Linked DNA regions of Homo sapiens: all the other regions are linked to region 4. A link is a contact called in ENCODE Hi-C or POLR2A ChIA-PET data. All regions are on one chromosome and are shown on one strand. The core of a region is the stretch at or near the end of the contact, and the rest is flanking DNA. Distances in the headings are between cores, read along the strand shown.

The links. A loop is a pair of places that touch in the nucleus more often than their neighbours do. ChIA-PET counts read pairs that join two places held with the same protein, here RNA polymerase II (POLR2A). Pooled maps may share reads with other maps.
Region 1: a loop to region 4 is called in a map with no recorded cell type, with 4 times the contacts of the local background. The contact joins the enhancer-like site here to the promoter of UBE2D4 in region 4. A Hi-C loop is called at or near these places in 1 of 168 maps with a recorded cell type or tissue (CD8-positive, alpha-beta T cell), 4 of 37 single-sample maps with no recorded cell type and 8 of 50 pooled maps. POLR2A ChIA-PET finds 5 or more read pairs at or near these places in 4 of 52 experiments (CD4-positive, alpha-beta T cell, GM12878, activated B cell and 1 more).
Region 2: a map of CD8-positive, alpha-beta T cell shows a loop between it and region 4 (14-fold over the local background). The contact joins the promoter of POLD2 here to the promoter of UBE2D4 in region 4. A Hi-C loop is called at or near these places in 3 of 168 maps with a recorded cell type or tissue (CD8-positive, alpha-beta T cell, naive thymus-derived CD4-positive, alpha-beta T cell and sigmoid colon), 1 of 37 single-sample maps with no recorded cell type and 11 of 50 pooled maps.
Region 3: a map with no recorded cell type shows a loop between it and region 4 (8-fold over the local background). The contact joins the promoter of BLVRA here to the promoter of UBE2D4 in region 4. A Hi-C loop is called at or near these places in 2 of 37 single-sample maps with no recorded cell type and 10 of 50 pooled maps. POLR2A ChIA-PET finds 5 or more read pairs at or near these places in 4 of 52 experiments (Caco-2, T-cell, WTC11 and 1 more).

What each region holds. Positions count from the first base shown.
Region 1 is chr7:44,056,722-44,061,105 of GRCh38, forward strand. DBNL (drebrin like) reads left to right here. Exons shown (of 13, transcript NM_001014436.3): 5 at 36-182; 6 at 1,061-1,138; 7 at 1,408-1,559; 8 at 1,711-1,759; 9 at 2,181-2,262; 10 at 2,633-2,728; 11 at 2,822-2,937; 12 at 3,327-3,432; 13 at 4,056-4,384. The coding sequence ends at 4,195. Among named protein-coding and RNA genes, the nearest start is that of PGAM2, 6.7 kb to the right of the region's middle. RefSeq lists enhancers at 2,650-2,809, 2,753-3,328, 3,329-3,905. Within about 2 kb of position 3,135, at least 6 of the 41 ENCODE cell types and tissues checked have a DNase peak (open chromatin) inside an H3K27ac peak, as active enhancers do; they include CD8-positive, alpha-beta T cell, where a contact is called at or near this core.
Region 2 is chr7:44,120,840-44,125,355 of GRCh38, forward strand. It overlaps POLD2 (DNA polymerase delta 2, accessory subunit), which reads right to left and starts at 2,709. Exons shown (of 11, transcript NM_006230.4): 1 at 2,672-2,709; 2 at 995-1,270. The coding sequence starts at 1,214. RefSeq lists a silencer at 2,395-3,104 and enhancers at 2,891-3,795, 3,315-3,374.
Region 3 is chr7:43,755,655-43,759,969 of GRCh38, forward strand. BLVRA (biliverdin reductase A) reads left to right here and starts at 3,026. Exons shown (of 8, transcript NM_000712.4): 1 at 3,026-3,080. It also overlaps the pseudogene LOC107986727. RefSeq lists a cis regulatory region at 942-1,709 and silencers at 2,731-3,120, 3,131-3,450.
Region 4 is chr7:43,924,811-43,929,256 of GRCh38, forward strand. UBE2D4 (ubiquitin conjugating enzyme E2 D4) reads left to right here and starts at 1,626. Exons shown (of 7, transcript NM_015983.4): 1 at 1,626-1,746. The coding sequence starts at 1,723. It also overlaps a transcript of URGCP not described here. RefSeq lists a silencer at 1,520-2,059.

The DNA.
Region 1 (4,384 bases), core at 1,885-4,384, 130 kb after region 4:
CAAAGCCCTTCTTTCAAGTGCTGCTCCTGCTGCAGGGGGCCCATGTGACCATCAACGCACGGGCCGAGGAGGATGTGGAGCCTGAGTGCATCATGGAGAAGGTGGCCAAGGCTTCAGGTGCCAACTACAGCTTTCACAAGGAGAGTGGCCGCTTCCAGGACGTGGGACCCCAGGCCCCAGTGGTGAGTGCTGCTTGCCCATCGCCAGCCCTTTTGTTGCTCAGGGCCTGAGGCAGGGGGCCAGGAATATGCACTTCCCAGCACCCGGGCTGGCTGGGCCCATGCCTGCTTAGTTTCTGCAGATGGTAACCCCTGAGCTGTGGTGATTGCCCACTGACCAGATGAGCAGGAATAGCCCTCTGACCTTGCCTAGGGGTTGGACTAGCTGTTCTGGAGCCTTCCTCTGGAGCCCAGCCTGTGTGGTCAGAGTGGAGGCTCTGCAGCATGCATGGCTATGATAGTCTGGCTGCCCTCAAGGTCATGGCACTGGAACATCTTGGGCTGCCCCTGGAGGTAGCCACCGTGGAGGAACTAAAGGAGGCATCAAGGCGGAGCCTGAAACCAGAGCAGGCCCCTTGGAGTCACGGGAGATACCTGTGGGCCTGTGGCCCCAGTGCTGTGTGGAGCTGATGGCTGGGAGCTGCGTCCGCATGCGTGTGGTTGGACGTGATTCCTTGGATGCTCTTGTGGTAGTCAGCTGTCTGAGTGCCCCTGGTCAGAGGCCTGCCTCAGAACTGCCCAATGTCTAGGAGTCTGCAGGTGGGGTATGGGGGCCTTTCTTGCCCTGGCCCCCATCCATGAGGGCGAGAGACCACCAGAGACCCCTCTAGTGTTGTCTGGGATTGAGCATCCCCCTTGGGGCAGTGTCCTGGGCTTCTTTCAGGTCATCTTGGTGTGTGTCTCCTTGAGGGTCACTGGGCAGTGCTCTGCTGCCTCTGCTGGGTCCAGTCCTAGCAGCACTCACCTGTGCTGTCGCAAGTTTAGCGTATTCTCTCCTTTGGTGCCTGTGGGCCTGGCCTTCCACCTGGGTCCAGGTCTCTAATGAGTGCTGTCCCCTACAGGGCTCTGTGTACCAGAAGACCAATGCCGTGTCTGAGATTAAAAGGGTTGGTAAAGACAGCTTCTGGGCCAAAGCAGAGGTGAGTGCTGCCCCGGGGCATGCTGGGCACGTGGGAGTGTTCTGCTTGCTGTGGCTCATCTTTCCTCACAAGTGAGCTCATGCAGCATCCACTCTCCTTGGTGCCCATTACAGATGGTCACACTGAGGCTCGGGTAAGTTAAGCCACAAGGCTAATGATCGACTGGCTCTGGTGCCCGTCTTTGGCCATGTGCCTAAAACTCAGTCCTGGGCAGGGGATTAGGCTGAAGTGGCAGCATAGGGCTGAGCGGGCAGTGGCTCTCCCTGCAGAAGGAGGAGGAGAACCGTCGGCTGGAGGAAAAGCGGCGGGCCGAGGAGGCACAGCGGCAGCTGGAGCAGGAGCGCCGGGAGCGTGAGCTGCGTGAGGCTGCACGCCGGGAGCAGCGCTATCAGGAGCAGGGTGGCGAGGCCAGCCCCCAGAGGTGAGCCAGAGGTGGAGGCTGGCCTGGGGGACCCACCCTGAGGCATTGCTGGGCACCTGCTCCATCCCATGGAGGCGAGGAGGACTAAGGGGTGTGGCATGAGAAGCTGTGACTGTGCCTCAGCTGTGCCCCACCCGGCCCTTCCCAGCAGGACGTGGGAGCAGCAGCAAGAAGTGGTTTCAAGGAACCGAAATGAGCAGGTAAGATGGGGGTGCTCTACTTGTTTGGACCTGTCCTGGCCACACGCAGAAGTCCCTGATCTCGGATTGAGGGCCCAGCCCAGACCTGGGCAGAGGCTGCCCTGCAGTCAGCTGGGGCAGGTTGGAATCTGGGCACCTCAAGAGGTGGCAGTAGAGAGGAAAGCCAAAGGCGGAAGCGTCGGGCTTGGACCACACCTGGTCCTGGGGGAGGCCCTGGGAGCCCCTTGGCTTCTGTGTTTTACTTCCTTTTTTAACGTTACTTTTTATTTTTAAATGACTTCTCTCCTGAGAACATGTTTTGCCTCCTGGCCCCACACTCACCTTTGAGGGGCTACTGGGCCGACAGCTGGAGGGGCTGTGATCTGGGGAGAGGTGGTGAAGGTTTTGCCCACTGCAGGGGTCAACATGTGCTTCCCTCCAGGAGTCTGCCGTGCACCCGAGGGAGATTTTCAAGCAGAAGGAGAGGGCCATGTCCACCACCTCCATCTCCAGTCCTCAGCCTGGTGAGCTCTCCCTTTGGGCCTGGCCATGAGGCAGCAGCAGGCTGAGGGGGAGCCTGGGGTCCTATGTGGGCTCCCCCAAGGCTAGTGACAGATATATCGGTGACGGGTGAGTGAGTGAGGAGAAGGGACACCTGGGGCCATTGACCTCATCAGTGACCACACTGGTCACCAGTTTGGCCTCCAAAAGATATTGGGCTGCGCTGTCTACCACGTCACCACATAGCACATGGCCCTGGGGCCTCTGTTCCTGCACTAGCAAGAGCAAGCCCCATGAGACTGCCTCGAGCACACCAGGGTGGAGGGTGCTGTGGGGTGCGTGGGTGTGTGGTGGTGTTTCTGAAGTGATGTATATATTTACCCGGGTTTGCAGGCAAGCTGAGGAGCCCCTTCCTGCAGAAGCAGCTCACCCAACCAGAGACCCACTTTGGCAGAGAGCCAGCTGCTGCCATCTCAAGGCCCAGGGCAGGCAAGGCGCTTGTCACCCCATGGGGACCCTGGGGGACAGCAGTGGAGAAGGGGGATGTGTGGGAGTGAGAACCTGCTGTGTTCCCTGGTGCAGATCTCCCTGCTGAGGAGCCGGCGCCCAGCACTCCTCCATGTCTGGTGCAGGCAGAAGAGGAGGCTGTGTATGAGGAACCTCCAGAGCAGGAGACCTTCTACGAGCAGCCCCCACTGGTGGGTTCCTACACTGGGGCTGGGGCCAGGAAGGGGCTGCATACTCAGGAACACTTATCACGGGCCGCCTGAGTTTTCTGGGGGCATGCAACAGGTTTTAAAGCACATGCATTTTTGGAGCAGCCCTGTGTTATAAATTGTCAGGGCACGCCCCACTCTATAGGAGGTGCTGGGTGGGAAGAGGACCTTGCAGCCTATGGCTGAGGGATTTATGCACTGTCCTGTGGCTTCTGTACTCTGGTAGGGCGGGGACAGCAGCAGCCCAGCCCCCGAGCCTGTAGACTGCTTGCCCTCTGCGTACTCCCAGCTTGACCTGAGCCATGTGGGGCAGAGCAGCGATTGTGTGTAAGGGCTGAGTCTGGGGTAACACCTTTGTCATCCCTGGGCAGGTGCAGCAGCAAGGTGCTGGCTCTGAGCACATTGACCACCACATTCAGGGCCAGGGGCTCAGTGGGCAAGGGCTCTGTGCCCGTGCCCTGTACGACTACCAGGCAGGTAAGGTGCCCTGGCCTGGCTGGCACAGACCACAGGGTCCTGAGGTTAGGAGACAAGAGGGTCTGGGGTTTTATGGGAAGATGGCACCAGGGGGTATCAGGAAGAGAAGACAGGAGGGTGGGCGGTGCGTTTAGGGGTAGAAGCACCTCTGGAGTGGGGGTGACTGTGGCACTAGAGTGTTCTGCACAGCCCAGGCCTCCCTACATGTTCCTCATTAGCTATTTGCTGGCCGCTGATGTGAATCCCAGTTGCCACCCTTGTCACAGAACATGGACTCTGAGCAGGGAGGTGGGCCAGGCCTGGATGCTGGTTCACCAGGCGTCCCTGGGTGGAGGCCTTGGAGAATGGGGTGGAGGCCCCCTACGGAGCAGGCTGGTGTCTACTCTAGCCTTTTTTGGGAATGCTCTGTAGGAGGGTATGCCCTGGGGGTGTGGTCACTGGAGCCGCATTGGGACAGGGTGCAGTGTTGGCCAAGGCTTAGCAGGGTGGCAGGGATATTTCTGAGGAGGAACCAGAGCTGCAGCGAGGTGTGCTGCAGCAGTGTGGGGCTGCCGTGGGCTGCCCGAGCAGGTGGGATGTGGGAGGGAGCCCCTGATATGCATCTGGGCTCATCCTCTTTGCAGCCGACGACACAGAGATCTCCTTTGACCCCGAGAACCTCATCACGGGCATCGAGGTGATCGACGAAGGCTGGTGGCGTGGCTATGGGCCGGATGGCCATTTTGGCATGTTCCCTGCCAACTACGTGGAGCTCATTGAGTGAGGCTGAGGGCACATCTTGCCCTTCCCCTCTCAGACATGGCTTCCTTATTGCTGGAAGAGGAGGCCTGGGAGTTGACATTCAGCACTCTTCCAGGAATAGGACCCCCAGTGAGGATGAGGCCTCAGGGCTCCCTCCGGCTTGGCAGACTCAGCCTGTCACCCCAAATGCAGCAATGGCCTGGTGATTCCC
Region 2 (4,516 bases), core at 1,459-3,958, 200 kb after region 4:
ATAAATTACCCTATCTCAGGTAGTTTTTTATAGCAATGTGAAAATGGACTAATACATATCCCTAATGAATTTGAGGTTCTAGCTAGATTTCTAGGCCCAGGGTTCTCCTGCCTGCCTATAACGAGAATTGATCTTGGCTTGGCATGGGATGAGATGGGCTTCTCAAAGCTCCCCAGGGGATTCCAATGTGCAACTAGGGCTGAGATCCATTTTGCCTGGTGCCAAGGACAGTAAAAATGAGTAAGACCTGGTCTCACCTACTAAATCCTCAGTTTAAAAATATAATAGGAGATGGATTTGAAAATTACCTGGAAAGCCACTCTTATGTAAGTGGTAGGAATGGGGGAATGCAGCAGCACCTAAAACTCAAATAAACTCAAAGGGGGAGATGGGGGTCCCTGCTTCACCACCAAGAGTAATCCAACTGCAGGAGAGATCACCAGGGAAGAAATGGGGGCAAAGAACAAGGGTTGTGTTGGGCAGGCCACTTTATTAGGAAAGACAGAGGGCCCAAGGGACAGGAAAATTCATGGCCAGCAAATATGGGGGCCAGGAGGAGAGGCAAACAGACATGAGTGAACAGAGGGGGTCCCCTCGAGACCAGAGAGTGCATCCTCACCAGTCTTGGCTCCTGGTGCCTGGCGCCAGGCTTGCCACACTGAGGGGCTCTCTGGCTACAGCACAGGCAAATACCTGAATAATCTGCACTGAAGATAGGAAAACCATTTTCCTCTGCCAGTGAAGTAATCGCCATCACCGCCAGAACTAAGTCCTCATCTCCAACCAGCCTCTGAACTAAAACTAACTCCAAACCCACAAATTACTTAATTTAATCCTTGTTACTATCTTAAGAAGAAACTGAGGGAAAAAGAGGTTAATTTTCCCAAGGTAACAGGAAGTGGGATCAATTAGATAAACTGTTCCCATTCTCTTGCAGAACACTTCTAAGTTCAGGGATGCTGTGGGGGAAGCACCTTCCCAAACTCTCACTTACCCCAGTGCTGCTGGGCCCGGTTCTCCAGGAAGGGTCTCATTTGGATGAGGCGGGTGGCATAAATGTGGGCATACTGCCGGCTAAAGCTGCGCTCTCCTAGCCGGAAGGGTTGTGAGGAGTTGGTGTAGGTTGCCACTGGCACCCGGGCAAAGGTGGCATTGTTGGCTGATGGTGGGGACAGTAGAGTGTGGGCCCTCTGGGCAGCCTGCTCAGAAAACATGGCCACACTCCTGACTTGCTTGGTCCACACAGCTTCGCCCAGGCCAAGGAGGTTCACTGCGAAAACACAAAGGCATTCCTGCTGCCCCTGTCCATCCCCCAAAGCAGCAGCTCTCCTGGTGTCTCACTGCACCCAAAGGATACTGGGAAAAGAAGGAGAACAGCTGTAGTTGACACCAGACATTGTGTCCACTTGGAAATTTATCGTGCCTGGATACCGATGTCTCACCCTGTAGCGGTCATCCAAAAAGAGAAAAGGAAAGCTAGGAGTGTTTGTCCCATCTGGAGTTCTTCCCGAACCCTAGACTCAGGTGTCCTGTTCCATCTGGACAACTACCAGGGTCTCAATCAAGTTCAGTTTGCCCCAAATGGAATTCCCGATCTGCCTCCATCCAGCTCTCCGGCACCTGTCTCATTTCCAGACAAGAGGTCTGCCTTATTAAATAAAACTTCTGTGAAATAATAAGCCTATTATTAAATAATAATAGAACTAAACCAAAACCAAAACATAAATCAGTCACTGCTCTGTTCAAAACTCTCCAAAGTGTCCTCATTTCATTGAATAAGGCCCCAAGTCCTTACAACTGCCTATGAGATCTGCTCCACTGGTCCTCTCCCCTCCTGGTTCCCACTCCTCCACCTTGGATCCCTCCCCACAGCAAGGGGCCTCTGAACTCTTGCTTGCCCCTCTCCCGTATACTTATAGAGCTCACTTGCCCATCTCCTTCAAGTTCTTACATCTTTACTCAAATGTTACCTTGTGCCCTGCCCATCTGATTTACAACTGCAACTCTCCCCAGTACTTCAACTGTTATTGTTGTTTACAACATTTACCTTCTAACAAACTGTATATTTTAAATGTATTGTCTGCCTGCTCCAACTAGACCATAAGCTCCAGGAGAGCTGAGATTTTTGTGTCTTATGCCACTAGCCACCTAGGGCTACGAAGTACAGGAGATGTGGTGAGTCCAACTGTGATGTTTGGGTTGGACACACAATGGATTTCTAAGAATAGTACAAAGAATATCCCAATAATTTTTTCACATACAATTGAAATAATAGTTTGAATATATTTATGGATTTACTCCAATTGATTTGTTTCGTTTTACTTTTTTCGTACACCTACTAGAAAGTTAAAAAATTCCCTAGCGGCTTGCAATCTATCTCCACGGGACAGCACTGGCCTGGGACACAGGCTCCGCACACGTGTCTAACGAGTGACTCGTTAGGAGCTTTTGGCTCGAACGTGCTTGATGGCGGCAGCAGCCAGGCCGCGCTACTCGGGATGGGGCCGAGAGCGCCCTGGGGGCTGTCCCAGTCACGGCGGGTGCCCCGGCTCGGATCCACGCGGCAGCTGCGGGACGTCCGCCAAGACACCAGCCCACCGACCCAGGAGCCCGGCCTCGCGGCCTGGAACTGCCACCCCCAGCTGACCCCGTTTCCCTGGACCCCACTCACCGCGCGGCGCGCCGCATCCCGCCAATCCCCGCGCGCCTGCCCCGCCCATCGCCGCAACTCGCTAATCCCCGCGCGGCTTCCCCGCCCATCGCCTAATCTCACCAATCGCTGCCCTCCTCGCCCCGTCCGTCACCAGGCGCCTCATCCCGCCGACCACTGTGCGCCCAGTCCCTGGGACGCCCAGAGAACGCGGAGCCACACCCTCGGTTTCCTGGGCAACGCGGGGCGGGGGCTCGCAGGCCGGCGCCGCGGGTCTTTGGTTGGCGGCCGCGCGTGCAGGGGTTGGGCTGACGGGGGGTGTCGGCCTCCAGTGGGCTGACCGCGTCACCCCGTCAGGCCCTGCCCAAACCTCCCAGTGGTCGTCACCCCGCCAGACCTCCCAGTGGTCGGCCGCCAGCCTCCTTGGTGAAGCCCCCAGCGTCCCAGCTTTCCCCGCAGAGCTGCCCACTTGTAGCGATGGCGACACGCGAGGAGGATCCCAACAGAAAGAAGGCCCAAGGCCCACTAACTTGGCCGGGGAGAAGTAACTCTTCCTGAAGGGATGGCGCGGGGTCTCGGGGTTCCTCCCGTCCTGCCAGCGTCTGCGTCCGGGAAACGCATTGGCGGTTTCGGGGTCCTCCCTAGCTTGCCCACAGCTGCACACCAGCTTCCAGCCCAACACTCCCCAATCTCCAGTGTCCTCGTTGTCCCCGTTACTCATACTCGTTCTTACCACCACGTCTTTCTGAGTGCTGTCTCCCACTTTGGGAATACTTTTTTTTTTTTTTTTCCATCTCCACTAATTTATAGAATTCCTCACCCCATCAAGAGACGCTTCCCCACTAAGCTTCCCGGGCTCTTCCCGCCGCGCGCTGATTCTCCCAGGCGTCCTCTAGCGCTACTGTTCTGCTACTTCCCTGGGCCTGTTTCCTAAGTCCAGGTCTTGTCTCCACAACGAGTGGATATTAACACTCGTTAATTATTACTTAATATTTTAATTTTTGTTTTTGTTTGTTTGTTTGAGGCAGCGTCTTGCTCTGTGGCCCAGGCTGGAGTGCAGTGGTGCGATCTCGGCTCACTGCAGCCTCGAACTCCCAGGCTCCAGTGATTCTCCCGCCTCAGCCTCCCGAGTAGCTGGGACAACAGGCGCGCAGCACCACGCCTGGCTACTTTAAGTTTGTGTGTGTGTGTGTGTGTGTGCGTGTGTGTGTAGAGACAGGGTCTCCCAATGGTGCCCAGGCTAGTGTGGAACTCCTGGGCTCAAGTGATCCTCCCACCTCAGCCTCCCAAAGTGCTGGGATTACAGGCATGAGCCACCACGCCCAGCCTTATATTTTAATTTAAAATGTGATATTTTAATTATTAAACGCCTTTGCAACTGCTTTGAGGTTATGACACATTAATTCATCTGCTCCTCAAATAATCCTTTGGGTCAGACACAGTGGTTCACGCCTGTATCCCAACACTTTGGGAGGCCGAGGTGGGAGGATCGCTTAAGCCCAGGAGGCTGAGGTTGCAGTGACCTAAGATTGCACCACTGCACTTCAGCCTGAGCGACAGAGCCAGACGCTGTCTCAAAGCAAGCAAACAAACAAAAAACCTTTGAAGCATGAACTATTATTTTTCTCCCACTTTACACATGAGGAAATTGAGGCAGGGAGGGCAAGAGAGATCATGTAGCTAGTGAGTAATAGCTGGGATTCACACAGAGACAGCAGGACTCTTGCTGGTAAGGTTGTACTGTTCTGAGCCTTCACCTGAAACATTGTACATGTATTGGGCAAACAAATAATTTTACTTTTTCCTTTCCAATTCAGATGCTTTTTATTTCTTTTTTCTTACCTGATTACTCTGGCTAGAACTTCC
Region 3 (4,315 bases), core at 1,776-4,275, 170 kb before region 4:
CTTTTTTTGAGACGGAGTCTCATTCTGTCGCCCAGGCTGGAGTGAGGTGGGGAGATCCCAGCTCACTATAACCTCTGCCTCTCAGATTCAAGCGATTCTCCTGCATCAGCCTCCTGAATAACTGGAACTACAGGTACGCTCCACTGTGCCTGGCTAATTTTTGTATTTCTAATGGAAACGGGGTTTCACCATGTTGCCCAGGCTGATCTCAAATTCCTGACCTCAAGTGATCTGCCTGCCTCGGCCTCCCAAAGTGCTGGGATTACAGGCATTAAGCCACCGCACCCGGCCTCTGTCAGAGATTTCTTCACCAAACCCTCCTTCCACTCTCCAATTCCTTCTTTTTATTTATTTATTTTATTTTATTTTTTACTTTTATTATTTTTTTAATTTTTTTTTTTTTAGATGGAGTCTCACTTTGTCTCCCAGGCTGTAGTGCAGTAGTGCTATCTTGGCTCACTGCAACCTCTGTCTCCCGGGTTCAAGTGATTCTCATGCCTCAGCCTCCCTCCCAGAGTAGCTGGGAGTATAGGCATATGCCACCATACCTGGCTAATTTTTGTATTTTTAGTAGAGACGGGGTCTTACCATGTTGCCCAGGCTGCGACCTGCCTGCCTGGGCCTCCCAAAGTGTTGCGATTACAGGTGGCTCCCGCCTGATTCTTTCTTACATCTTTGGAGATCTCTTCCTAGAATTTCACATTAGTATATCTTGTTGTCCTAATCAAAATCTATACTTTCATATCTTGTTACACATAGGAGAAAAAGAGCTAAGAGAATGACACAGAAATGGAGCTGGAGCCTTAATACACCTCCTAACTGTTAATCTGTTTGGGTGGGGTTTCTGTCACTTGTGGCCTACAGCAGTCTTACTGTCCCCCCAACCTCCCACAAAGTTCTTCAGGTTGAAGAGAGTCACTACTTTGTAGAATGGGAAGCTCTTACTCAAAAAAGTAGAAACTGAATACAAAACTAGACTTTAGAAGGATAAGATAAATAAATCAATGCATTCATAACACATCATTACAAGAAAGTGAGGGGGTTAGAGGTCTCATCTTTAAATTCTGCTCTCAAGGACATGGAGGGCCCCTCTCACAGGCTTTCCCAAAGCTCCTCTGGGTGTACTGGTCTGACTCAGCAAGTGAACATCTGTGGTTTTGCCTAGCCAGCATCCCTTCTCCTAGCAGCAGCACTCAGCATGTCCTTTTGGGGAATCACTCTTTTCTCTTGTGGTTTATTTAAAGTGACTGCACAATCAGACCCCAGAGTTTGGCTTATGTCCTAGGCCTTGCCAGTGAAAATATGGTACCTCATCAGTGGCAGTTATTTTTCCGAGAAAGGACATATCATGACCCAAGGGGCAGCAGCAGGGAGGGGTGGATGGAAGAGACAGATAACAAACAATAAGCTAAATAAACAAATTCAGTCAGGAGCTAAAGAAATAAGTCATTCAGGAGTGGGGCAGGTGGCAATTTCAAATGGAGTGGTTAGGGTAGTTCTCAATGAGGCAGCATTTGAGAAAATATCAGGAAGAGTGAGAAGTAGTCGAGCATTCCAAACAGACAGGAGCCTGTGCAAAGACCCTGCAGCAGAGCCCTGTCTGCCTTGCATAAGAAATAGCAGGGAGGCCAGAGTGACTGGAGCAGAGTGAGCCAGTGGGGAGGCAGTAGCAGATGAGGTTGTAGGGGTAACAGAGGAGCAGATCAGGCAGGGCTTTGGGTTTTACTCTGAGTTTGGGAAACCACTGGGAAGGTTTTGGGCAGAGGAGGAATTTGATCTGGCTTTCTTTTTTTAAGGTCACTCTGGCTGCTTTATGGGGACAGGCTGCAGGGATATCAGGGAAGAGACCACTGTCATGACCCAGGTAGCAGATGATGGAGGCAGAGGTAAGAAGTGGTCAGGCTCTGGGTATGCTAGGGAGATCCAACCAACAGAATTTTTGGGCCCTGGAGGTGGGATGTGAGAGAAAGGTTTCTGAAACAGCAAGGTTTCTGGCCTTGACAACTGGAAGATGGAGTTGCCATCGAGATGGTGATGCTATGGGGAAGAGATCAGGGGCACAGATTTGGATGTGTTGAGATTGAAATGTATTTTAGAGATCCAAGAGGAGGTATTAAGGAGGCAGCTGGATAGAGGAGTATGGAGTTCAGGAGGCAGGTCCCGCCTGGAGATAAAAATTCAAAGCCAAGCCTTCTCTCTTTGCACTCAACAAAACCTCACTTAAACAGGCTTGTCAGGTCATGGAATACGGTACTAGAACTCTTTGTTGGGGAAAATGCCAGTCAACCTTACCCGTCAGAACGCTGCCTTTAAGATCAGAGATCTCTTTCCTTCAGCCTAATCCACCCCTCTCCCTGTTTTCTCCCCTAGCCCCACTAGGCTAGAAGCTCCCTGGCTTCTCCCACATCAGGATCCCCAACAAACCCATTCCCAGGTGGATAAGAGCCCAGGCAGTTCCCTAGACCACGTTCACTACTTCCTAGCTACCCAAGAGCAGGACATCGCAGACACCGGCCTCCTGGAATATTCCCTCCGCTCCTCACATTTACAGGAAGGACTCAGGTAAGCCTCGGCGCCAGTTCAGTCGGCCCGGGGCCACTAAATACCAATGGGATCCAGTGGGTTCTACGTGGTGAGTGGGGGGCGGATAAGAGAGATGCGACACCCCCCGGGCCTGCCCCCCCCACGCCGGGGCCAGGCACACCGTGAGGGGGCCAGGCACACCGTGAGGGGGCCCAGCCACTTCCATACGCCCTCCGGTCGGCCGGCACCCACCACCCACCCCTCGCCACCAAGCTGGGTGCAGAGAACAGGGCAGGCGCACGGACGGTTCTTACGGCCCCAGGCGCCAGACCCAGGGCACAGAGGCCAGGATCTCACGCGCGACCGCACGAGGCCGGGACCCTCCCTCCCCTTCCGTCCACTCCCTTCCCCACCGCCTCCGGTCCCCTCCCGGTCTCCGCCACCCCGCTTCGGGGCCCCCGCCCCCCAGCCGGGCAGCCAATCGGAGCTGGGATCCCGCCCCGGTCCGCAAAGCCGGTGGCGCCCGGAGGCTGCACGGAGAGCGGTGCCCGCGTCAGGTGAGGCGCGCGCGGGGAACGGGGGTCGCGCGCAGGGGAGCGGGGGTCGCGCGCGGCTTCCATAGAGCGCTAGGGCCTGAGCTCGAAGCCCCAGGCCCGCAGGAGGCCCGGGCCCGCGGCCGCCAGAGCCGGGACGCAGCCTGGGCGCCGCCTGCCCCGCCCCGCCCCGCCCGGGCCCGGAGTGAGGACGCGGTCGGAGGCCCAGCAGCGCGGGTCCCGGCAAGGGGCTTTCTCAACTACACAAAAGACAGTCTAAAAAATTAAGTCTCCATTTCGGTTAAGACTGCCCGTAGTTTCGGTTTTTATGTAGACCCAAGAGGGCAGGCTCGGCGTCCGCGTGCCGCGTAGTCCGGCGGCTCCAGGAGCGCGAGCGGCTGGGCCCGGGCGTAGCCACCGCAGGGCCGCTAGCTCGGCCGGGACCCGCCTGGGATGCCCTGGGGTCTGCTCCGCTGGGGCGAATCCTGAGGCGCCACGCGAGGCACTTGGCCTCTCCTAGCCCCGCTTTCGTTTTTGGAAACTGGAAACTATCACTTATTTCGTAGACGGTGTGAGGGTTACATGACAGTGTTCTGTAAAGTGCACTCTACATATGAAGTGCTCAGAAATATGGCTAATAATGAGGGTATTTATAAACTACTTAAATTATAAAAAGAATGAGACATCAGACTTACAGTTTTGGATACTAATTTTTTTCACTTAACGTTCATTATGTGATAGGAGTTTTCCATCCTATTATACCGCTGTGCGATCTGATCTTGGGCACGTTAACCAACCTCTTGTTGCCTCGATTTTCTCACCTGTAAAAGTGGGGGTAATCATAATGCTTACTTAGTAGGATAGCCCTGAAGAATAAGTGACTTAGCGAACATAAATAGCTTACAATAGGGTTTTCAGCATGGGAAGGATTCAGTAAATGTTAGCTGTCATCATCACCACCTACAAAGGAAGCAATACTGTGCTGAAAGTTTTTCCATCATTAATGTAATTTCTATAGTACGATTCCCAAGAAGATATTAAAATTATGGAAATAAAGGTATTGGTATATTCCTAATTATTTCCTAAAAGATTGTATTGATAAATATGCTCATCCTTCCCTTAACGGGATGCATTCCAGAAAAACAAGTCAAATGTTAGACAAAGTATCAGAAGGGAAATTCTGTAGCCAGAGAGCTAAAAATTACAATAGGGTCTCTAATTATACTTCAACTTTTTTAGGAATAATTCTCAGTGTGTTT
Region 4 (4,446 bases), core at 376-2,875:
TCCCAGCCTGGAGTGCAGTGGTGCCATCACAACTCACTGCAACTTTGATCTCCTGGGCTCAAGTAAGCCTCCCAAGTAGCTGGGACTACAGGTGCACACCACCATGCCCAGCTAAGTTTTGTATTTTTTGTAGAGACGGGGTTTCACCATGTTGCCCAGGATGGTCTAGAACTCCTGGACTAAGGGATCCACCCACCTCAACCTCCCAAAGTGCTGGGATTACAGGCATGAGTAACTGTGCCCGGCCGAGGATCCTGGATTTTGAAGGCCCCTGGATGACAGTGAATGTGATGCTGTAGGCCACGGGGCTTCCTTGAAGAGTTCTGGGTAAGGATGCAGTGTGGTAAGCTTTATATTTCAGACAGTTCATGAAGTTGTGTGGAGGACAGATTGGGGGAATGGGAGCGTGAAAGCCAGGGACAAAGCTGGGCAACTATTGAAATGTCTATAATACATTTTATATGCTGACTGAGTACAAACATAGAGGTGACCATGTGTCTTGGCTGGCTGGAGACAATTCTAGATTACAGCGTTGGTCCCAGAGTAATTATATTAACAGCCACTTTCATGCTCAAACATGTCTCAGTCTGAAGATTAAATATCATCTACATACACACACCAACAAAACTTCCACAATTCTTACCTTTACTATGTGAAATGCACTGATATTTTATTCTGTTTTTTTATTTTTATTTTTTATTATTTTTGAGACAGAGTCTCGCTCTGTCACCCAGGCTGGAGTGCAACAGTGTGATCTCAGCTCACTGCAACCTCTGCCTCCTGGGTTCAAGTGATTCTCGTGCCTCAGCCTCTCAAGTAGCTGGGATTACAGGCATACGTCACTACGCCCAGCTAATTTCTGTATTTTTAGTAGAGACGGAGTTTCAGCATGTTGGCCAGGCTGGTCTCGAACTCCTGACCTCAAGTGATCCGCCTGCCTCGGCCTCCCAAAGTGCTGGGATTATAGGCGTGAGCCACCTCGTCTGGCTTTTTTTTTTTTTTTTTCAAAAAAATGTTGGTTGCAACCTATTAAATTGATTTCGTGACACACTAGTTCATAACCCTCAGTTTGAACAACTCTGACCTAGACGCCTGCCAAGTCTTGGGAAAATAGGAAGGAGACAGATAATTAAGTTTGGGAGATGCATAGTCTAAGGCCAGGGTTCTCAATGTTGGCAGTGCAAGATCACGTGAGGTACGACTGAACACGGAGATCTCCAAAACTGCGGAGAGTTTTGCGTGTGAACGTATGCACAGACATCTACATGGAAATGGCTGTAACGCATCCAGCCATAAGGCGTACGAGGGTATATATACTTACAGAGTTAAGAACCACTATTCTCAGGAGTTATATGACAGCCTGGGAAGACGCCCAGGATGTAGGAACAGGGAGCAGGCGAGCGTGTGGCACCTTGAGGGTGCTCCGCGCGTCTCCGTAAAGCCAACGAGCCCCTCCTCTTCGCTGGCCTCTCCGGGGCCTTGCTGACTAGTGGTCGAAGCCACAGGACCAGGTGCGGGTGGCCAGCGTAACCCGGGCAGCCCCGCTGCTTCCCCTCGGCCGCGCCAGGACGCTCGGCACGCGGCGACGACGGCCCCACAGTGCCCCGCGCGCGCAAGCGCAGGCTGCGGCTCCCGGCGTGCAGCTTGGTGGCGGCTGAGCCGGCAGCGGGCCGCCTCAGGCAGCCCCGGCCGGGCCGCCCGGGTCCCCGGCAGCGGGGTAGGATGGCGCTAAAGCGGATCCAGAAGGTACGCACTTTCCCACCCTCCAACTCTTTGGGTGTCCGAAGCGTCGAGGTGTGGGCGGGGCGCCGCTGCCGTGAAGTGAAAGGTGACGGAGGCTCCGCGAGTCGCGGATACACCTGCCTGGGAAGGAGGCAGAACAGCCTCCCGCGCAGCCTGAAAAGCGAACGCAGCCTGAGAAAGGGATTGCGCGAGCGCGGGGCGGGGCCGGGCCGTGGCCACGAGGGCTGCGTCATGCGGGCGGGGCGCCGTGGGGCCACCTGCAGGCTTCTGGACAGCGGGTTCCCCCTGTAGGGTATCCAGAAGGGCTGGGTGGGTATCCAGAAGGGTATCCAGGAAGAAGCTGGGTCCTAAGGGATGAGTAGGAACTCGGCAGGTGGGGAAAAGGGGAAAAGGCTTTCCCTGCAACGGGGAGACTACGAGGCTTGGAGGACTGACAGGGTAGCGGGGAAGCTGAAGGGCAGATGGTGTGGACTTGGGTGGTCCTTAGGAGCAGTGCTGAAGTAACTGGTTTTTATCCTGCAGGTAAGAGGGAGTCCATGAGGGTTTAATGCATTCACTAGAATTTGGAAAACGCACAACAGTAGAAGAAAGAAGTATTTCTAATTCTATCACTTTACTATTTGTTAACATTTTAGCATACCTACCTTCAGTTTTTTTTCTATATTTAAAACAATTATACTGCATTTTGTATTCCACTTATTCACATAATAGTAAATGTAAGCATGTTGTGAAGTAGTATTTATAACTTTTTTTTTTTTTTTTTTTGAGGTCTTGCTCTGTCGCCCAGGCTGGAGTATCGCCCAGGCTGGAGTACAGTGGCACAATCATGGCTCACTGCAGCCTCAACCTTCTAGGTTCAAGTGATCCTCCCTCCTCAGCTTCCTGGGTAGCTGGGACTACATGCCACCATGCCAGCCAATTGTTTATTTTTTGTAGAGACAGTGTCTCGATATGTTGCCCAGGCTGGTCTCATACTCCTGGGCTTAAGCGGTCCTCTTGCCTCTGCCTCCTAAAGTGGCGGGATTACAACGTGAGACACCATGCCCAGTCCTATAACTAATTTTTAACATTAACTTTCCACAAGTACATGACTAGTAACTTATTTAGTCATTACCTGTAGTAGGTAAAAGTATGGACTTGGGTGTCAGACAGACCTGGGTTAGAGAATGTGAGGTCACTTATAGTGGGACCTTGGGCAAGGCACTTTATCATTCCTAGCCTCCCAGTCCTACATGTTTACAGAGTTGTTTTGAGAATTAAATGCTATGAAATGTGTTTAGCACATGCTTGCTGTATACCAAACACTCAATACGAGTTAGCTGCTGTTATTGTTCAAAATTCTTCACTAAGTATTTGCTGTTACGAACTGTGTATTAGTCTGTTTTGTGTTGCTATAAAGGAATATCTGAGGCTGGGTAATTAATAAAGAAAAGAGGTTTATTTGGCTCTCGGTTCTGCAGGCTGTACAAGAAGCATGGTGCCAGCATCTGCTTCTGGTGAGGCCTCAGGAAGCTTACAATCATGGCAGAAAGCAAAGGAGAAGCAGGCGTGTCACCTGGTAAGAGAGGGAGCAAGAGAGATGCCACCTCTTTTAAACACCCAGATCTCACATGAACTAATAGAGTGAGCACTCACTTATTATTGTGGGGGGGCCACCAAGCCATTCATGAGGAATCCGCCCCCACGACCCAGATACCTCCCACTAGGCCCCACCTCCAACACTGGCGATCACATTTCAGCATGAGATTTGGGGGGGACAAATATCCAAACCAGATCAACCATCATTGTACAATGAGCCTTTTCCTTAATTCACATTACTGGGTTTGATTGCCAGAGGTGGAATTACAGGATCTCTGAGAGTATGACTCTTTTTTTTTTTTTTAAATAAATAGCTGTCCAAAAGAGAGATAATTCTGATGAGTTATTCTCTGAAAGGGGTCATCTGTCATCCTAGGACTTTGAAGCAGGTGAATGACATGCTGAGATCTGTGTTCTAAAAAGATCTTTCTGGCAGCAGTGTGGCCGGAAGTGGGACAGAGGGAGACTAGAGGCTGTTGTGAAGGTTCAGTAGAGGCTTTGTCCAAATTAATGACCATGGAATGGATGCTAGGCCAGAGCAGTGCCTGGACCACATTGCAGAAGTGGAATTGACAGGACTCGAGGAGAGGATGTGGTGAAAGTGAAACAAGGAGGTGTACAAAATGGGTCACTTAGTGGATGGTGGTGTCAGTGTCTAGGATGGGGAATCAGAAGTTTTGAAGGCAGGGAGGAGGGTAGGAGAGATTAAGGAATAAAGGTTTGAGCCTACATATTCAAATGTGTAGGCTGATAAGATTTATAAAAGGGAGCGTTTGGAAAAACAAGTTTGGGCCTTGAGCATGAAATGTCAACTATAGATCCAAGGTAATTGAAATCATAAGGCCAGGGAGAACTTTTCCTTGATAAGAATCAAGGACAGGCTGGGTACAGTGGCTCATGCCTATATCCCAGCACTCTGGGAGGCCGAGGCAGGTGGATTGCTTGAGTCCAGGAGTTGGAGACCAACTGGGCAACACAGCAAAATTCCATCTCTACTAAAAATAAAAAAATGGCCGGGTGAGGTGGCTCATGCCTGTAATCACAGCATTTTGGGAGGCCAAGGCGGGTGTATCATTTAAGGTCAGGAGTTTGAGACCAGCCTGGCCAACTTACTGAAACCTCTTC